2 separate regions of the Homo sapiens genome follow, and region 2 is linked to region 1. A link is a loop called in an ENCODE intact Hi-C map of the cell type or tissue named here. Cell type or tissue: heart left ventricle. All regions are shown on one strand. Links, peaks and the distances in the headings refer to the core of each region. The heading gives the core; the rest is flanking DNA. Region 1 overlaps SVIL (supervillin). Region 2 holds the start of MIR604 (microRNA 604).

Region 1 (10,400 bases), core at 2,037-10,036:
GGACAGTCCCATACAGCATTACCCTGGCCAAACTGCTGGTGGTATCCCCTGTTGAGTAAAACTGCAGGATATAAATTGTACCCTCTGTCTCCAAAGAAGAGCAGCCCAGTGCCAGGCAGATGTGTGCTGTCTCTTCTCACCAAAACCAGTGATGTCTTTTTTTTTTTTTTTTTTTTTTGAGATGGAGTCTCGTGCTGTCACCCAGGCTGGAGTGCAGTGGCACGATCTCGGCTCACTGCAACCTCCACCTCCCAGGTTCAAGTGACTCTCCTTGCCTCAACCTCCCAAGTAACTGGGATTACAGGCACCTGGCACCATATCCAGCTAATTTTTTTTTGTATTTTTAGTAGAGACGGGGTTTCACTATGTTGGCCAGGCTGATCTTGAACTCCTGACCTCGTGATCCGCCCACCTTGGGCTCCCAAAGTGCTGGGATTATAGGCGTGAGCCCCTGCACCCGGCACCCGGTGATGTCTTGAGGATCCAGGGCATCAAGTGTGCACTAGTGTCAGAGAATTTGTCTTACAATGGAAACTTTGGAGTCTATACTCTGTGTGTGTGTGTGTGTGTGTGTTAAAGATAATTTATTTGGTCACCTTGATCACTGGATGAGGCTGATGTTATACAAGCTATTGTAGTACATTAGGTGCCTTCCTGCCTACCTTTATTTAGTACTATTGGTGCATTTAATTTTGCCACATGCATAGTCTTCCAAGTGAAATTTGGTTAATGCGCTCAGCTTGCAGTGGACATCAGTCAGCCATTCAACAAACAGTTCTTTATCTTTGCTTCTACTTTGGAGACAGACTGTTTTGTGATAAACAGACTTCTGGAAGACTTTGGAGTTCAATTCAGAGTGAACATCTTTGGCAACACCTGGGGTTATATAGTATTCTTTTTTTCTTTTTTCTTTTTTTTTTTTTTGAGATGGAGTCTTGCTCTGTTGCCCAGGCTGGAGTGCAATGACACAATCTCAGCTCACTGCAACCTCCACCTCTTGGGCTGAAGTGATTCTCCTGCCTCAGCCTCCCTACTAGCTGGGATTACAGGCATATGCCACTGCGCCCAGCTAATTTTTGTATTTTTAGTAGAGACAGGGTTTCATCATGTTGCCCAGGTTGGTCTTGAACTCCTGACCTCAGGTGATCTACCAGCGCTCGGCCTCCCAAAGTTCTGGGATTACAGGCATGAGCCACCACACCCGGCGAGTTATTTAATATTCTACAGTTGAGGAATTGCATCCAAAGGAAAGGGCCCTTGGGATTTTTATAAGGATGTCTGGTGAGCTCCAGCATGCAGGGCTCTCGGGCTACATGGAGCGTTATGGAGAGTAAGCTGCTAGGAGCCTTGTGATTGTTAGGGTACAAAGGCAGCCTTGGAATCATCTCCTGAATCTGCAGCTGCCTGGGATTTTAGGACACTCATTGCAATTTTATGTTAAAGCGCTGATCTCAGGGTGCCTTGCTGTGACTGGGAGTATCCGTAGGTCTAGAACTTTCCAGCAGTTCTGGGCTTCATTGATTTGTGACTCAACTAGGAATCTTCTGGTCACCCTTGACTCCTCTCCCTTTAGGTCCCCGAGGCCTCTGCCCCACCACCTCCTCTTAAGCCTCGCCATCTTTTTTATTTTTTATTTTTTTGAGATGGAGTCTCACTCTGTCAGCCAAGCTGGAGTGCAATGGCACAATCTCGGCTCACTGCAATCCCTGCCTCCCGGGTTCAAGGGATTCTCCTGCCACAGCCTCCTGAGTAGCTGGGATTACAGGTGTCCGCCACCACGCCCGGCTAATTCTTGTATATTTAGTAAAGATGGGGTTTCACCATGTTGGTCAGGCTGGTCTCGAAATCCTGACCTCATGATCTGCCCACCTCGGCCTCCCAAAGTGCTGGGATTACAGGTGTCCGCCACCACGCCCGGCTAATTCTTGTATATTTAGTAAAGATGGGGTTTCACCATGTTGGTCAGGCTGGTCTCGAAATCCTGACCTCATGATCTGCCCACCTCGGCCTCCCAAAGTGCTGGGATTACAGGCATGAGCCACCGCGCCTGGCCTCGCCTCGCCATCTCTTACCTGGGCTACTGCTTTGCCCTTAATGGATCCCTTGGCCCTCGGTTTCTCCTCCGTCTGGTCTAGCCACAGAATGACCTTCCTAAACAAAGATCTCATCTTGCACTCGGCCAGGGCCAAACCCTCATCGTTCCTCACTGCTTACATGCAAAAGCCTGGGCTCTGTAGCCTCCCCTTCAGGGTCTTTCATGCCCCTGGAGTTCTGTTGGCAAGTCTCCCCAAAATGTTGTCTTCTCTTGCCTGCCAGGGAAGCAATATCAAAGGAGATGTGCCAGAAGCTTCCTCTGACATGCCTCTGGCCTCCTGGGCCTCGACTCCAGCCTGTACTCTAGGGCTGCAGTCACTAGGTCCTGGTGGCCCTTTCCTTGGCAGCAGGGTACCCAGTGAGGTGCTTGGGTCTCACTTCTCTTACCACCCCCAGGGTCTAGCCCAGTGGGCAATCCAGAAATGTGAGTTGTTTGAACGGATTGAATTGTAACGACTTGTGGGTTCTTCATATCGAAATTTGGCTGTGATCCATCCAGTACTTTTGCCCTCATCCTATATTACTCACAGTAGAAGCTGGTGTTCTGTGTTATAAGTTCTCCTTTTTTTTCCTTCATCTATGACAATGCAAGCAGAAACGTTCGTGTTGCGGTAACAAGTCCGATGGGGTTTCTGTATATGGGGTTTCTGTACACGTGCTTTTGCCAACCGGGAAATTAAGGTGTGCCGCATGAAGTCAGTCACTTCATTATTGGAACTTTGCCTAAAATGAAGAAACTCATCTAGTGGTGCAATTTGACCTAAGTGTTTTACCCATACAGTCAACTTCAACTTGGGTCACACATCTCAGGAGCAGTTTGCACTGTTGATCTCAGGGGCTCTTTAGTATTGGTTCAGAGAGATCTCTGTCCCTCTTAGAGACACTCCCTATTGTAGGAGGTTTTGAAAGAGGCATTCTTTTTCCTCCTAATGTGCTTGTCCCCTTCTGAAAGTTGATCCTTTAATCCCAAACAAGTTTATAACCTATGTCTAACTGGTTTTTGTGTAAATATAGTAAAAGAAATAGTTTCCATATTTGCTTTGGGATCATTGGTCTGCCCATGTCACAGCCCTGGGTACATTCATTTCAGTCCATATTTTTGGGGCACTTTCCCTGTGCAGAGCTCCGGGTGGGTCCTGTGGGATGCAGAAGCCTATAGCGTATTCCCTCTCATTGGCAGCCTCTTTCCCAGAGTGTCTCGGACAGGGATGTAATGGAGCTATTTTACCAGTCAGAGTAGAAGGGATGAACAATAATAACATGCCATCCATTATTACTGTGTGCCAGACTTAATGCCACACTCTTTACCTCTACAATATATCACTTAATTATTTTTATTTTTTGAGACAGTCTTGCCTGGTCACCCAGGTTGGAATGCAATGGCATGACCATGGTTCACTGCAGCCTCGAACTCCTGGGCTCAAGCATTCCTCCTTCCTCAGCCTCCCGAGTAGCTGGGACTATAGGCAATCACTACTATGCCCAGCTAATTAAAAAAAAAAATTCTAGAGGCAGGGGTCTCACTATGTTGCTCAGGCTGGTCTTGAGCTCCTGGCCTCAAGCTATCCTCCCATTAAGGCCTCTCAAGGCACTGGGATTACAGGTGTGAGCCACCACGCCCGGACTCTAATTTTTACAGTAGCCCCCAAGAAATATTAGTGCAATTGTCTTCATTCTACTGAGGAAAAAACTGAGGGTTAGAAATGCTTGCCCAAGCTTGGGCACATACCATGTGCCCAAATCCAGCTGGATTTGAACCCAGATCTAGTTGACTTCAGTGCCTGTATTCATAACCGCTGCTTTAGCCAGTGCAGCCCAAACTTTAATAGGAATCACCTGCAGTCTTGTTACTGCAGCGTCTGATTCAGTAGGTCTGCACTGGACTTAGAGATTCAACAAACAGGATCCAGGTGATGCTAATTCCTGTCTGAGGACCTGCTTTGAGCCGCCTTAGGTTAATTCTTTGCCACGTGCCTGAGATGGAAGCAACCAGCTGGGGTGCGGGACTCGAAGGGGGCTTCCGAGGAGGAGAAGGAGTCTTTCAAGGCTCCTCTGTTCCTCTAGGCTTTTCATGCCACCCCTTCCCGCTCTCTACCTACACCATTCTCTCCCGTTTGTCTTATTTTCCACTCTGCTCTTCTCCTGGCTTCTCCTTGTGTTGAAAACATCCTCAGGTTTCATCCATTCTAAATAAAGCTCCCCTTGACCTCAAGCGATCACTTCTTTCTTTCCTGCCCACTCACTCCTCAGCACTGATCAGGAGCTCTTCTGTCTTCTCCTCTTGGACACCTTTCAAGACCTCCTGGTTACTTTGATGTCCCCGCAGCCTCCCTGGGATGGAACCCCTCTCCGTGAGAATCCCATCTCAGGTCTAGTGAGGGTGATGGGGCTCTGACCTCCATACTCAGCATCCACACCCTGCTGTGATCTTGAGGTCTCCTGGCGGCCTTATTTTAAAAATCATTTTCTGTCTCTTTGCTTGCTCAGCTTTCCTTCTTAAGGTCCATTTAAGATTTTTTAAAAAATCCTGGTGTTCCTCTTTATAAGGTGAATTGTTCAACATGTCCATTTCAGGTGGAATGCATTCATTTGGCTTTTAGAACTGATTTTCTGTTTGTAAGTAGAAATTAACTCCCAATTAGCTGTGTGAGAATTTGTATCCTCTGTATCTGCTATCAATAGAAAAGAACAATTCGGTTCTGGGCGAAGACCCAAAGGGCTTTTTATTAATAATGCACCTACGATTTGTGAACTGTGTTTAGGTTCATCAGAGGCCTCTCGTTTCTTTCTGGACTTTCAATTACGTTCTGAGCATGGAAAGTTGGCAAATAACTTAGGCTTGGATGGATAGATACAGTCATTGAATAGAAAAACCATATTGATATTTTTAGGTTTTTAAGATCTCACATACTTTAAATATTTCAAAATTTTAAGTAAATACTCTTTCATACATTCTGAAACATTATATCTAATTTATCTCAGCCAAAAATTTAAGACATATACATGTTGCAGTTGCACACCTGTTACTCCAAAACAAACAAACCGCTCCAGCCAAAACCCAAATGGGAAAGCACTTGATTTTCAGTAGCTTAAAATATGTTGAATTAAGAGGTAGGTTATGAAAGTGAAAATGACATCTGAATGTTTTAGTGGTTTTGGATATAAATTTTCTTAGGAATTTTTTGTTTGAGTTAAGCTGATAGTTTAGTTTACTGTGTGCTATGTTGGTTGCAAAATTCAGCTACATTTGTTTATTTTGCAATTAATTCAATTTGTTTGCAAATATTGCATCAGACATCTAAACCAGCTAATAACTCTATAGGTTTGAGCCAGGTTAGAAAAAAAGGCTTGGCTGTACCGTTAAGAAGCAGCTAGCTCTCTAAATTGTGCTGATAGTCTTAATTTCCCCCGGATGTTCATTTTAGCCACACACACATAACCATTTGGATTTATGATTTCATACATTTTTTATTGGAAGTGCTGAATATTTTAAAATTCTGTGATTAGATAAAATTGGTCATTGTGCTTCAGAATAGGGTGACTCAGCTTCATGGGATGTACTTTACCCAACACAGGATTCTCCCATTTGAGATGGAATTTATTAATTTGGATTTGTATCAGGTCTTCACTCCAGAGGCATCAGAGAGCTTTCAGGCAGCCAACTATTCTTAAATATTTCAAAAGGAAGTTGCAGTGGGCACGTGGCGTGGAGAACACAGCAGAGCAAAGTGATGTAGGGGCCATAACAGCCAACATGCTTTGTTTCCTTCATTCATTCACCTACCTCCCCAAAAGTCCAAAGAAGTGTTTTCCCTGCTCTCGGTGCAGGAGGAAGATTTTATCTGGAAATTGAAGGTGTCAATGGCCAGAGAAAGAAGGAGGAACATTGATTTTCATGAATAACCAGCTGTGTGACCTTGGGTAAATTCTTAACCTCTCTGAGCCTCAGTGGCCTCATTCATTCAAACAAGGGTTGGACTAGAGGATTTTTAAGACCCCTTTTACGTATTGGGATTCTGTAATCCAAAGGTTTCAGAGATCGAGAATAATCTGTCTTCCTTGGAAAGGCAACACCTTGTATCTGGAAGGTAGTAGTTCAAGGTGGGAGAGCAGGAACAAATTAGAAATGTGTTGAGAAAGAAGATCTTTTTTAAAAAGTCCTCTCACTGTCCTTGCTTGTTTCTGTTGAAATACACAGACTGTTTCTCCCTTCTCTGATGGCTTCATAATCATTCTTTGTCTTTGATTCTTATTATTTATTTTATTTTATTTTATTTTATTTTCATTTTATTTTTTTGAGATGGAGTCTCGCTCAGTCTCCCAGGCTGGAGCTCAGTGGCGCAATCTCGGCTCACTGCAAGCTCCGCCTCCCGGGTTCACACCATTCTCCTGCCTCAGCCTCCTGACTAGCTGGAACTACAGGCGCCCGCCACCACGCCCAGCTAACTTTTTGTATTTTTAGTAGAGACGGGGTTTCACCGTATTAGCCAGGATGGTCTTGATCTCCTGACCTCGTGATCCACCCGCCTCCGCTTCCCAACGTGCTAGGATTACAGGCCTGAGCCACCGCGCCCAGCCTGATTCTTTATTTTGGAAAGTTTCTGACACCTCTTTAAATTAAGCTCTCATAGTTTCTTTTGTGTTCATTTAAGTATGTCTATTTTCTTTTCTCTAACCTAATTTATTTTTATCTTCTTTTGGACATTTGTTTTTTCTCCTGATGTGAAACCCCAAAGTGGTCACAGCAGACTCGCTCAGGGATGCCTGAGACCGTCAGAATCTTCGTGTTCACAACAAGATGGGATGTGCTTGGCTTTCGTTTCCCTTTGAGTTTATTAGTTCACTGCCAGGTATTCATTTATTCTCAACAGTTGTTTTCTGAGCACTTACTGTGTGTCAGGGACTGGTATAGGTGTTGGGGAAAGAGCGGTGGGAAACAAAATTCCTGCCCTCGTAGCGTTTAAGTTCCAATGGAATGGTACTAAAGTACCCTGAGCGATTCTCTTGATCTTCAGCCCTACATCTGTTGTTCAAGTGCTTAGGTTAATAACAAAATGTAAAATACCTACCATGGTTTCACATAGTTATGTGTGTCTGATGTAGGGGCCATAACCGTGTGTGTGTGCCTTGAGAAAACTTAAGATCTACTTCTTGGCAAATTTTAAATATATAATACATTGTTAGCAACTATAGTCACCATGCTATACCTTAGGTTTCCAGAACTTACTCGTAACTACAAGTTTGCATCCTTTGACCAATGTCTTTCCAATTTCTCCTACCTCCAGCCCCTGGTTACCACCTTTCCATTTTGTTTCTGTGAGTTCAGCTTTTATATCAAAACATCATGCTGCACACCTTGAGTATATACAATTTGCATTTGTGAATTATACCTCAAAGCTGAAAAAAGACCCCAAAAAACCCGGCATGGTTCCTAACCAAAGGAGACACTTGTAAGGCTTTGTATCCTCCTACAGTTTGCATTTTGTATCTTCTGAAATTCTCTCTTCCCCTAGAATTCATACTGATAAAGCTTATACGCATTTCAAAATATATGTTTGAGGCTGGGCGTGGTGGCTCATGCCTGTAGTCCCAGCACTTTGGGAGGCCAAGGCGGGTGGATCACGAGATCAGGAGATCGAGACCATCCTGGATAACATGGTGAAACCTCGTCTCTACTAAAAATACAAAAAATTATCGGGCATGGTGGTGGGCACCTGTAGTCCCAGCTACTCGGGAGGCTGAGGCAGGAGAATGGCGTGAACCCAGGAGGCAGAGCTTGCAGTGAGCAGAGATCGCGCCGCTGCACTCCAGCCTGGGCAACAGAGTGAGACTCCGTCTCAAAAAAAAGGAAAAAAAATATATATATATGTATACTTGAGGCAAGTACAAGTCAAGTACCCATCTCTCTCTATTTTTAAAATTCATGCTTTCTCTGCTATCATAACATTCGGTCTATAAAACGTTGATTTCATTACCAAGGCAAAGGTTGATGTTGATATCAAGCAGGATGTTACAGAAATAAATCATTGGATCCACTTTACTTCTTTCTTACTTTCAGACTTTGTCTCAGAACTTTATTAAACTTAGCAAAAGTTAAAAAGAAAGGTAGTCTTAACTGAAGACTTTGAGATGATTTTAGAAGGAGTTTAGTAACATTGGATGAACTATTGTGTGTCACTAATCATGTCAGAGAATGTAACTTACAACTGAAACTTTGGAGTCTGTAATCTTTCTGTGTGTTTTTTTTTTCTTTTTAAGACGATTCACCTGGTCACTTCTATCACTGGGTGAAGCTGATTGTATATAAGCTAGATCTGCCTTCTGCCTACCTTTATGTTAGTACTATTTTTACGTTTAATTTTGCCCAAGTTGAAAGAGATTGCTTGGTTCATGGGGCCTTAAACATTTCAACATTTGTCCTTCACAAGATAATTATTTCATTAAAAGTAAATTACAATTTATTCAGTAGCTCTCCACATGAAAATAATAATCAGATGGTAAATGGATGCCCTAAGATATGTGGAGAACAAATTACCGTGGTATTTTAAAGGAGAGAGTTTTCTAAGCTAACTTTTATGCATGCAGCATCTCCCTGGCTAACATGAGCATTGATGATAATTTCTACCATTAATGAGCTCATTTTTTTTTTTAATGAGACTTTGTTTTTACTTTTAAAAAACAGTAACCTAAGGCAGGTGAAGTCAAATTGTTATTGCTGGGAAGTTGTGTTTCAAATGAGCACTGTAAATGATTTTGTTGAGCAGGCGTTTTTTGTTTTGTTTTGTTTTTGAGACGAAGTCTCACTCTGTCGCCCAGGCTGACATGATCGATCTCAGCTCACTGCAACCTCTGCCTCCCACATTCAGGTGATTCTTCTGCCTCAGCCTCCTGAGTAGCTGGGATTACAGGTGTGTGCCACCACACCCGGCTAATTTTTGTATTTTTAGTAGAGATGGGGTTTCGCCATGTTGGCCAGGCTGGTCTTGAACTCCTGACCTCAGGTGATCCACCCACCTCGGCCTCCCAGAGGGTTGGGATTACATGTGTGAGCCAAGCAGATGGTTTTTAAACTGGGGTCCAAGAACAAGCTTTAGAATGTTAGAATATCTCCCCAAAACCATATGGAAAATGCTAGGGGTTTTTTTTTTTTTTTTGAAAGCTCATTTAATAAAGGAGAGCATCCATTGTTTTCATTACTCTTCTTAAAGGGGCTGTGACTCCCAAAAAGTGAAGAACAAATGCATGTGAGGAAAAGTCACATTCTGATTAGTCATATGTTGCTTAACAACAGGAGTACCTGCTGAGAAATATGTCCTTGGGTGATTTCGTCATTCTGCAACCATCATGGAGTGCATTTCCACAAACCTAGATGGTACAGCCCACTACATACTACGGTTGATGGTGTAGCCATTGTAATCTTAAGGGACCACCATGGCAAATGACTGTGTTTCTTTTGTTGTTGTTGTTTTTGAGATGGAGTCTTGCTCTGTGGCCCGGGCTGGAGTGCAGTGGTGTGATCTCGGCTCACTGCAACCTCCCCCTCCTGGGTTCAAGCCATTCTCCTGCCTCAGCCTCCCGAGTAGCTGGACTACAGGCGCGTGCCACCATGCCTGGCTAATTTTTTTTGTATTTTTAGTAGAGATGGGGTTTCCCCGTGTTAGCCAGGATGGTCTCAATCTCCTGACCTCATGATCCACCCGCCTTGGCCTCCTAAAGTGCTGGGATTACAGGCGTGAGCCTCCGCGCCTGCCTGGCAAATGACTGTGTTTCTATAGAAATGAAGAGCTTAGACGTGCCTGGATGGCTCCAGATAACACCCAGCTGAGCCTTACGGCTCCTAATGGGTCCCATCCTCCACTGAAATGAGATCAGAACAACCCATGGGGCCTGACTTAGTACTGGCCAGTAGAACTGGACAATCTGTTGATGGGTGTATTCTCAAACTGGTACTGTTCTGTTGGGTAGCCCCTAGCCACTGGTAGCAAGTGCCACTGAGGAATTAGACCTTAACCTTGACTTCATGTTAATTAGTCAGAATTGCAGTGGCCCCTTTTGTTGGACAGCACAGGACCAGAGGAAGTGGATTTGCACTTTGCATCTGCTGATAGGAACTGAAAAACTGCCATGCATTGCCTATTGACCTATCCATGTAATTTGTCATACTTGGATAGCAGAGGAAAAATCTAAAATACTGTGTTTTTCAAAAGAAATGGAAGCTTATTGTATTAGGGGAAAATTTCCTGGGGATTCCTTATTTCTTTCACATATACACACACCCAGTGCAAGCATGCACACACACACACTCG
Region 2 (10,400 bases), core at 1,638-9,637, 85 kb after region 1:
GTTTAGTTACTTTCTACCAAAGGAAGTTCTTCCTGTGTTTTGCAAGTAGGATGAAGAACCTAACAGACTCCAATTTAAAAAGAATATCAGAGATATATAATTACACTGGTTTAAAAGAAATGGGGAATCTAATTTCAGATTGCCACATGATGAGAGCTGTTGAAGTCGTTATCACGGTATCTGAGTTAGTCACCTAGATCACATATAATAGATTCTCAAATAGATTTTAAATCAGTTATAATAGTAATTAAGACTTTGTTGAGCATCCCAAGTAAAGACAGGATACTTCATATTTCGTATGAGTTAAAATCTTAATATTAAAAAAATGTATATAACTTGTCTTAAGACCTAGAAAAAAGCATTGTTGACATATTTAGGCCTGTAATAAAATAAAGCCACTTCTTTGTAGGTTATTTTGAAGATGCATGTTACCTAGAAGTTTTCATAAGCCAAGCCTTAGCCTCACAGCACTTTACTTTCATGAAAAAGATTTAAAAGAATTAAGAAATTGTAAGGACTTCTAGAGAGGTGCATGCCTTATTTTCTAAGCCATTAAAGGTATACAATTCTATGATTCACAGGCAAAGAAACCCAAAGTAGTTTATATATTTATTAGGAAAATACCTGGGACATATTTACATAAAGAGGGATGGAAAATGTGTGACAAATTTGACATTTAAAAAAATTAAGATTTACATTGTAATGACAGCAGTGATTCAGGTTGTAAAGATTGATTTACAGTGGATTAAAATTCTGCTTAGATAGTCTTTATCTAGAACCAGGAAATTCAACTTTCAGAAAGTCATTTTCTGATTCCTATTTAGGGAGAAGTAAGATGAACCAAAAAAAATATGTGGTAACCCAAAACAGTAACAAAAGAAACCTCCTTGGTGACCTAAATAACTGTATATGAAAATAATAATGTCATCTGATATGGAAACATGTAACCGAAAACTTTAAAATCAACAAGTGAAGACAAATAGTACCCATGAATAATGTTTAATGCTGTGGTTTTTTGTGGATTTTTTTCTGTCACTAAAATGGAATATTTTTCTCACTGCTGCACTCTCTTGTCATCTAGCTCTGCCAAATTTTTGGCTATTAAATCTCTGAATCAACTCATTCCCATTTAATCATTTTGTTCTGTGCTCGCTAGCAAGAGGCTGTCTTATTATTTAAATACGAATACGATGACACTCATGAATATACCATCAAAAGACCACCAATAGTGTCCTAAATATTCAAATGTGAGCACCATCTCCAATGCTCAGTTTTTGAATGTGCTCACGTACATTAACACCTGTACACATCTGTGTATATATACAGAATAATCATTAATTCTTATACTTCACTATACTGTACTCATTAGCATTATAGGCAAAATAACAGTCTTTAGGACAATATTTACCTGAATAATACATTTATTTTACAATTCTTTAGTATTCAGTTTATATGATAAAGAAGATTTTTTAAAAAATAGTTAATTGATTAGTTGATATTACAGGATTTTTAACTCAGAAATCCTGTTAGATGCCCAGGAATTCAGTTGGACACATTGCTCTGAAGAAAACTAAGAATACACATAGTAACGAAATAGGTGAAGTAGAAAACAATAAGATACTTCCAGCCCCACCTCTCTAACTGTTACAAACCTGTAAACTTGAAATTTCAGAAATGGTATTATTTGCTGGAGAGGTAGTGTTACTGATTATGAACCATTCTTTATTAATTCCACCACTGTGAGTTTTAGAATAAAATTAAAAGGGATTTAGGTCCTATGGATTATTCAGATTTTTAAACACCTGAGCTTGAGCTTCTACTACTAGAAATTCCGAATCCAAAGCTCTTGTTGAATTTGTTACTTTATGCATCTCACGTATCTATATAAAGAAAATGTGCTGTATTTTTTACTTTTATGAGTGGAGAAACTCACTGTCTTCAGTCCTGCTGTTGCCTTTGCTGAGCATCCGGCCATCACTCTCTGTTCTCAGGGAACTATGTGACTGGCAAAGGGAATGAAATGAAAGGTAGACCTCATTTTCTTTCTTTCTTTTTTCTTTTTCTTTTTTTTTTTTTTTTTTTTTTTTTTGAGACAGAGTCTCACTCTGACTCCAAGCTGGAGTGCAGTGGTGCAATCTTGGCTCACTGCAACCTCCACCTCCTGGGTTCAAGCGATTCTCCTGCCTCAGCCTCCCAAGTAGCTGGGACTACAGGCATGCGCCACCACACCCAACTAATTTTTGTATTTTTAGTAGAGACGGAGTTTCACCATGTTGGCCAGGATGGTCTTGATCCCTTGACCTCATGATACGCCCACCTCGGCGTCCTAAAATGCTGGGATTACAGGCGTGAGCCACCACGCCCGGCTGGTAGACCTCATTTTCTAGTGGTGATCCACTCTAGAAAACCCTCGTTTATTAGTTTTGTTTGTCATTACTGTACTGCAGCCCCTCACCACTCTTTTCTCTTTAGCAAATTGTGTCCTTAGTAGTGAGAACATGATATGGAGGTTTCATGCAGAGCTGAGGCTGACATTGGACCCCTGGGAGAGTTGCCATTGGTGGATGATGGTTTGGGCAGGGCTCCCCATGGATGCCAGAGAGCCGCCGATCGGCTCAGGAAATAGACCAGGGCACCCTCTGGAATGCAGCTTCTGTAACAACTTGACACGGTGCAGCCTCAGCCACTAAGAAAGGAAGGGGCTTGTGCTGGGCACTTGGAGTTTATTTCTGATTGCATTTGCTCATCTCCTGATGAGAGATTTTAGTCTAAAAACCGTCTCCAGAGCCTCAAGCTCTCTTGGCTCAGTGGTCTGTTTCCATGCACTGAGAGAGGTGTCTGCAGGAGAGCATCGTGCTTGACCTTCCACGCTCTCGTGTCCACTAGCAGGCAGGTTTTCTGACACAGGCTGCGGAATTCAGGACAGTGCATCATGGAGAAACATACATCTTGGGGGCCATTCTAAAGAACAGACATCTGGGTCCTCCTCACAGCTTATTCTATTACTGGAATGGAATTGGCTTCACCTTTCAGTCCCTGTACCCCCAAACACCTGTGCTCCCTGCCATACTCTAGAATCCCAACTGTTAAAATAGATGGGTAAGTCATTCCCTCTTTTTTTTCATTTCATCCTGTTCTTATTGTCAAGTGACAATTCTTATTCTTTTTTTTTTTTTTTTTTTTTTTTTAGAAAAGGTCTCACTCTGTTGCCCAGGCTGGAGTGCAGCAGTAGCACAATCTCACTGCAGCCTTGACTTCCTGGGCTCGAGCGTTCCTCCTGCCTCAGCCTTCTGAGTAGTTGGGACTTAACAGATGCACGCCACTATGCCTGGCTAATTTTTGAATTTTTTGGAAGAGATGGGGTTTCACAATGTTGCCCAGGCTGGTCTGGAACTCCTGGTGTTAAGCGATCCACCCGTCTTGGCCTCCCAAAGTGCTGGGACTACACGTGTGAGCCACCGGGCCTGGCAGACTATTCCTATTCATTGGACTAAATGTAAATATATCTCCCCAAACCCTAGCTACTATGTACACTAGCTAAAAACTCAAAGGTGTGTGAGATTTTAAATGCAAAATTTTTCCTTGAGCCTGTGTCCTTGCAGATTTTGTACCTGTACCTATCTGCAGAACGGTCATTAGCAGTTTTTCCAAACAAGCGACTTTTAGCAAATTAACCGTTAATTTTAATGAGATTCAAAAGTTAATAGCCATTCTTAACGTTTTATAATTAGAAGCTGTTATATAATTAGAGCTGGACACCCACATGGAGAAACTAATTTGACTGTGCTGCATTTGACTTCACTTTGGTAACAGGAAGCACTTTTTAGTCTGTAGACCCTTGGGAGTTGTAGGGAGTTAAAGCTGATCATTATATACTATTATATACTTAGGGATACAACCCAAGGGCAACCCCTGGCCTTTATGAAAACCTGGAGTGAGTTATTATTTCCTGGTAATACAATTCTCTGCCAGCCAGTTGCTGCATCAAAACAGTTCTGATACACACACCTAAAGTCACCACTTCCTCATTCTGGTCCCCAATAACCCTATAAGCCTCTCCCCTTGTAGGTGACCTCTGCCCTGTGAAGGGTTGGCTCACCCCAAGATTCCATAAAATAAGTTGTCTGTTTGTTTATGAGAACAAGGCTTTTTAAGTACCATATGTAATACATGCATATAAATGCATGTATTTAGATCAGATTTCTGGAGGAGGGATTGTAAGTTTGATGACTAAAGGAGGCAGGGGAGAGGGGAGAGATGGAGGAGGAAGAGAGGTAAGAAGGAGGGGGAGAGAGTGCGAGAGAACAGGATCATGTAGGCAAGAGAGCACGTGTACCCGGAACAATGGTTAGAAACTAACAAGGTGAAATTTAATGAAGTCTTGAATTTAGATGGAAAAAAAATCAGTGCACAAGTTCAAGATTGTGGAAACCTGATTTAACAGCAGTTCGTGGGAAACAGACCTAAGGGTTTTAGTTGACAGCAAGTTCTTTATATGACTGCCAAAGTGATTAGTCCAATCTTGGGGGACATTAATGAAAGTGAGTTGCCAATAGCATAGGTAGGCAATGGTCCCCCTGCGTCCTGCAGTGGTCAGATTACATCTGGATATCTCTTTCTAATAGGGCCACTGACAAATGTGTCCAGAGAAGAGTCCACCTTCCCATCTGCCCTGCTTTCTTGACCTTTCCAGGTTGTTTTGTTGTGTTTTGGTAACTTCTCTCTCTCTTAACCCATGTATGCCCGAGGTTGCAATTTTTTGAATTTTTGCAATCAGACCTTGGTGCTGTCCTTGAGCAGTAGAATATAAATAACTCCCACTTGCTTAGCATTCCAATAATGGAACACTAGGCATAAATGGGCTAATAGAAACTGGGACCATTTTTGGAGTCACTTCCACTTTCTGTGGTGTTTAGACTCTCGCACCAGTCTGCTCTCATTATCATATCGTGAGTTTCCCAGAGACAGAGCTGGAGCTTGGCTCAGCTTGGCAAACAGAGCCCTGATGTTATTAGTTTGGCTTCTGGGTTGCTGATGATTGTACTGGAAGGGAAAAGAGGAGAAACAGGTCATGAGCCAAATGAGGAGTCCCACAGATGCCACTTCACAGGCACCCTATGTCATAGGAAGGATATTCAAATGTCCAGCACCTAACGGGTACAAAAAGTAGTTAGAAAAAATGAATAAGACCTGCTTTGTGTTAGCACAACAGGGCGACTATAGTCTAATAATCGTGCATTTTAAAATAACTAAAAGTATAATCAATTGTTTGTGACACAAAGAATAAATACTTAAGGGGATGGATACCCCATTCTCCATGACATGATTATTACGCATTGCATGCCTGTATCAAAACATCTCAGATACCCCATAAATACGTACACTTGCTATGTACCCACAGAAATTAAAAATTTAAAAAAAAAAGACAACAAATGGCAAGCACCCTAGATCATGGCTGTCATACCCAGAAGAGGATTTTAGCAATTTCGTAAGGATTTTTTCCAGACACGGCACTGTGAATTTGGTGTTAAGCTCTTCTGTAAGTCTGGTAAGGATGATTGCAGCGATAGCATTACTTTAGTAGAAGCTTTAAGAGATGAGTAGATACCTTGCTCTAGTCATTTTCATATCTCCTTCACTGCAACTGGAATATCCAACAATTTCAAGTGACCTAGAAAATCATTTTTGAATGAATGTTCTGCTATTTTCTGTGTTTGCTTAAAGTGTCACCAAACTATAGCAGTGCTGTTTGAAATAGCCAATCTGCAAACTGTTTATCAGCACACAACTATGAGACACTCGCACCCAAATGCAAATTGTGTTTGGTTTCCTTCATTGAGAAAATCAAGCTGTGAAGAAAACGTCAGCTGAACTACACAGCAGGCTTAGCGATGTTGTTAATTTCCCTTCTGGTGACAGCCTTTTGTCTAATCATGCAGAGGGACACCAATCAGTGGAACGCACTGTGAGCAGCACTTGTTTATACGACAAAGCTCTTTCTGCTTTGTCTGGGATTGGGGTTCTTGTATGTGGTCTTGAGTCAGGCTGCTCATAAATATCATTAAACAGTAAATGGGAATCGTGATAAGTGAGCAGAAAATCATCGGCCACTTGTGGAGCGTCGTGAACTGAGTCCACAGCCCCGCGAATGGCTGATTCTAGTCTAGTCTCATGATGAAAGCTGTCAAGTCCCCGATTACCTTATTCTAGGAGTGATGGTTCCAATCAGGAGATGAGGGGATGCCAATCCAGCCTCGCACCTTCCTCAGATTCCAGCATTTTCTGACAATTGTGCTTTCTGCACATACCTCCTCCCTCCCTCCTTTCTGGGCTGCGGTTACAGCATTCAGGCCTTCACTGAGATTAGCTCAAAGGGAGACTGGAAGAAATTGGTTATCTCACATGTTTATCCTGCTTCTGCCCCCAGAAAATGCTACATTTTCAGTACTCAAGAAGTCCTTACTCTGTAACCCAACGATGACATATTTTTTAAATGAGGTATAATTTACATCAAATACACAGATTTTAAGGATGCAGCTTGGTGAGTTTGGGTAAATGTATAATCATCATCCCAGTCAGGATAGGAAACATTTCCATCATCCCTTGTGCCTCTGTCCACCAGAATTGATTCTTGACCGCATGTGCAAAGACTGGTATAGCCTCACAGTAAGTATCCTGTGTTCAACTCATTATGTTGTATAAAGCAAATCTCCCACTGTTAATTTCTTAACCAAACCTTATTTATCAAAAATAATTAAGCGTAACATTTAGGAAGACTTCATGAAATAATGTCACACAAGATTAAAAGACATGAAGAGAAAATAAAAGAGGAAAATAACCACCATAATTCAGATGTGATCTCTCTTTTTGTTCATGTTTTTTAAAAAATCTCACCTGCTATTTTACTGTCTCTCCAAAACAATGCCCTGTGGGCCCCTGAAGTAAATTTTGTACTTTGATGGAATGAAATATTTTAAAATCTCAGTTGAGCATCGCTTTGCCAACCCCTCAGTATTATGATCAGGCTGCGCTGCTCCAAGGTGGAAAGCTCAGTCCACAACCTTCCACTGCCTGACTCCTTTGATTTGATATTGTTCATTGGAGAAACAAAGGAAGAAGGTAGTTAGGTTCTGCAGAATTCATAGGTAATCGGGTAACTCTTCTGACGGTGGAAACGGCACTAGAGAGAGATCCACATCCAGTCAGGGTTGTGGCTGTGACCAGGAAGTTCTTGGTGTCTTCCTTGCTTAACCTTAGAGTCCATGAACACTGGCATCCCAACCTCATTCTTACCCATTCAAGCCAAGGAAGCAGCCATTTTCCAGAATGTGGAAGCTTGTCACTCTGGAAGGCTGGAAGGAAGGTGCATGCTGGGGGGTCCTGCTGCACTGGGTCCAAGCCCCATCCTTCTGTTACCAGTCGTGTGATCGTGAGCAGTTAATGTCCTTTTTCCCTTGCACCTCACCATCTGCATCTATAAAATGGAGACGAGAAGACCTCTTAGAGTTGCTGTGGAGATTATCATTCATCAGTTAATCATTCCATGAGCATCTGAGACCTACTGTTCACCACACATAGTTCCGAGTGCCGAGGAGATGAATGTGAACGAAGTCTCTCTCTCTCCAGAGGCTGTCACATCCTAGCGAAGAGAGAGGGCTGTAGCAGAAGGGGCAGGTGGTAGGGATGATGTTAGTGAGACCACAGATCGGGGAGGGCCTTAGAACCACCGCAAGGGCTTTGGGGTTTGCCCTACTTGATATGTTGAGCCCTAGGAGGGTTTGAACAAGAGGAATGACTCATCTGCCTTACATTTCAAAGCATTATGCTGGCTGCTAAGCGGAAGATAGACTTTAGTGGGGCCAGGATGAAAACAGGTAGAATAATGAGGAGGTCATCTTGGTAACGCACGTGAGAGGCGGTGGTGGCTTGAACTAGAATGATGGCAGCACAGGTGGTAGAAAGAGGTTATATTTTGAAGGTACCCAAGAGAACTTGCTGATGAGGTAGGGGTGGGGTTTGAAAGAAACAGAGGAGTAAAAAGCGAGTCTCAATTTTTTGGCCAAGGCAACTCGAAGCAGGGATTTGGCATAGGGAAGACTCCAGTACAAGTTGGGACAGAGGGAAGTTAAGAGTTCATTTTCTGGGCATGTAAATTTAAGACGTCTATTAAATATCCAAGTTGAAATGTCAAGAGCACCCTGGGGCTGTGTATCGTGGGGGTGAGGAGGAGAACTCAGCTAAGAAGTCTGATGGGGGAGATGGGAGACAGAAGAGGGGAGTGTCGAAAGTGTAGATGCTGCTGCACAACTCAGAAGTGGCTGCATTCTGTGAGATCATTGCTACACAGCGCCCAGGACAGCGTGTTCACTGTTGGTGTCTGATTTAGGCGTCTCCTCATCCCTCTCTCATTTTCATTTCAGATGGCAGATAACCTCACCCAAATACATGTCATAGCCAACCTCAGGGATCCTGAAACCCTTACTTGGAGAAATGCTTTTCTAGATCACTCCTGCTTTAAATGTACTAAAGACAAAGTCAGGCCCTCCTGGTGAGGCTGGACTCACCCTGCTGAAAATCGCATGACTTCTGAATTGGGTCTCCATAAGTATTATGTCTTCAAAGCATAAAAAGAGAAATTCATAAACTTTCATTGCTGTGTTGACTGTGAAGAAGGAAAAAGATAAGAAAAGCATTTAAAAGGCTTATTATGTCCTAGGCATGATGCCTTCACATACTTTGTTTGTTTATTTATTTATTTATTTATTTATTTATTTATTAGAGGCCGAGTCTCACTCTGTCTCCCAGGCTGGAGTGCAGTGGTGCAATCATAGCTCACTGCAGCCTCAAACTCCTGGGCTCAAAGGATCCTACTGCCTCAGCCTCCTGAGTAGCTAGGTCTACAGACACATGCCACCATGCTTCACTAACTTTTTAATTTTTTAAATACAGACAGAGTCTTGCTATGTTGCTCAGGCTGGCTCGAACTCCTGGCCTCAAGGGATCCTCCTGCCTCAGCCTCCAAAAGGGCTGGGATTACAAGAGGCGTGAGCCACCACACCTGGCCTCTTTGTTTCTTATTACATACATTTGTATTTATTTTACAGATGTTCCTCAACTTAGAATGGGGTCGCATCCCAATAAATCCATCATAAGTTGAAAATATTGCAAGTCAGAAAAACAAAGGAAACATTAAGTCAAAAATTCACTTAATACACCCAACCTACCTTAGATATGCTCAGAACACTCACATTAGCTTGGATTTGGACAAAACCATCTGGCCATGCAGCACACTATGGAGATGGGTCGTTCCCCTCATGGTTGTATGGCTGGTGGCGATCTGGGAGCGGCGGCTCACTGCCTCTGCGAGCATCGCAGGGGAGCATCGCACCACACACCACCGGCCCAGGAGAAGAACAGAATTCACAATTCCAAGCACAGGCTCTCCTGAATGCCTATCACTTCCACAACATCTTAAAGTCAATAAATCTTACATTGAACCATTTTAAGTCGGAGACTGTCTATATACTCAGACTTTGAGTATTCACCACCCTGGTGGTAGTCCTTTGGTTTTTGGCTGGTTTCATATTTCAGGTGTAATAAGCAAATGGAGCCCAGTAAGTCCCCTGTGTCTGTGTGGGATTTCCATTTTATAAATGCTGAGCCAACATTCTTACACAAGCCCTTGATGGAGTTTGACGGTGATATTGATCAAATTTTATTCTTGTCAGTTAAGGTCATGTTCGAAAAGTTGTATTGCACTTCTTTTACAAAGCCCTCTGTTATACAGAAAGCATTCAGCCTAAACATAACCCTGTGAAGGCGGCAGATTCGTTATAGGAACTTGATGTCATTTCCAACAGCAGGCGTCTGCTGGCCCCTCTTGCCCTCTGCACACTGGACTGAGTTGCACTGCCTTCGTTCCTGGCTGCAGGCGATGCGCCAAACTCTTCCCATCAAATAAAAGTTGATGAATTGGACCCTTTATATTTGGAAATGAAATGACTTTACATACATCTTAACTTTTTATTTGCTGTGGGCAAAATTGATGTGATGCAGAGGATGGGGAGGTGGGGTGATAGTTTTAGGAGTAGCAAGGCTGAAGGATCTTACTGGAGAAACAGATCAGTCCAAGCCTAGACCGAGATAGAGGTCAGTGGTTACAGCAAGACGTACAATAGCGGTGCCAGGTACCTGCCTGTCCCCTCCAACCAAAACTCAAACCAAAATGATTTTAGAAAATTAAGTTGATTATAACTTTTATTTTCTTTTAGAAATTTCTTTTTGAGCTGCAATGTGTTTCCAGCCTGGTGTTGAAAAATTCTTGCAGATAGGCTCATAAAGTTTTGAGCTGGTAAACATTGTAACTAGCCTGTAGAATTTCCTTTTTTTCTTTCTACATT

Evidence for each region. Hi-C counts contacts between places; a loop is a spot of excess contacts. Peaks named below come from ENCODE experiments on the same cell type or tissue, not always from the same donor. Only the 100,000 strongest peaks of a DNase experiment are listed, where the experiment ranks them.
Region 2: it touches region 1 in a loop (2.8-fold over the local background); 4 of 110 quality-filtered maps call a loop at or near these places.

Annotation. Positions count from the first base shown.
Region 1 is chr10:29,623,015-29,633,414 of GRCh38, reverse strand. The region is part of intron 1 of SVIL (supervillin); the gene reads left to right. Among named protein-coding and RNA genes, the nearest start is that of SVIL, 6.8 kb to the left of the region's middle. In heart left ventricle, for the core only: no CTCF peak of the experiment used is centred there; no DNase peak of the experiment used is centred there; H3K4me3 peaks cover 4,708 bases; H3K27ac peaks cover 538 bases.
Region 2 is chr10:29,537,543-29,547,942 of GRCh38, reverse strand. All of the region lies in intron 6 of SVIL (supervillin), which reads left to right. It overlaps MIR604 (microRNA 604), which reads left to right and starts at 2,846; the gene lies at 2,846-2,939. RefSeq lists enhancers at 8,832-9,331, 9,332-9,833. In heart left ventricle, for the core only: no CTCF peak of the experiment used is centred there; no DNase peak of the experiment used is centred there; H3K27ac peaks cover 2,882 bases.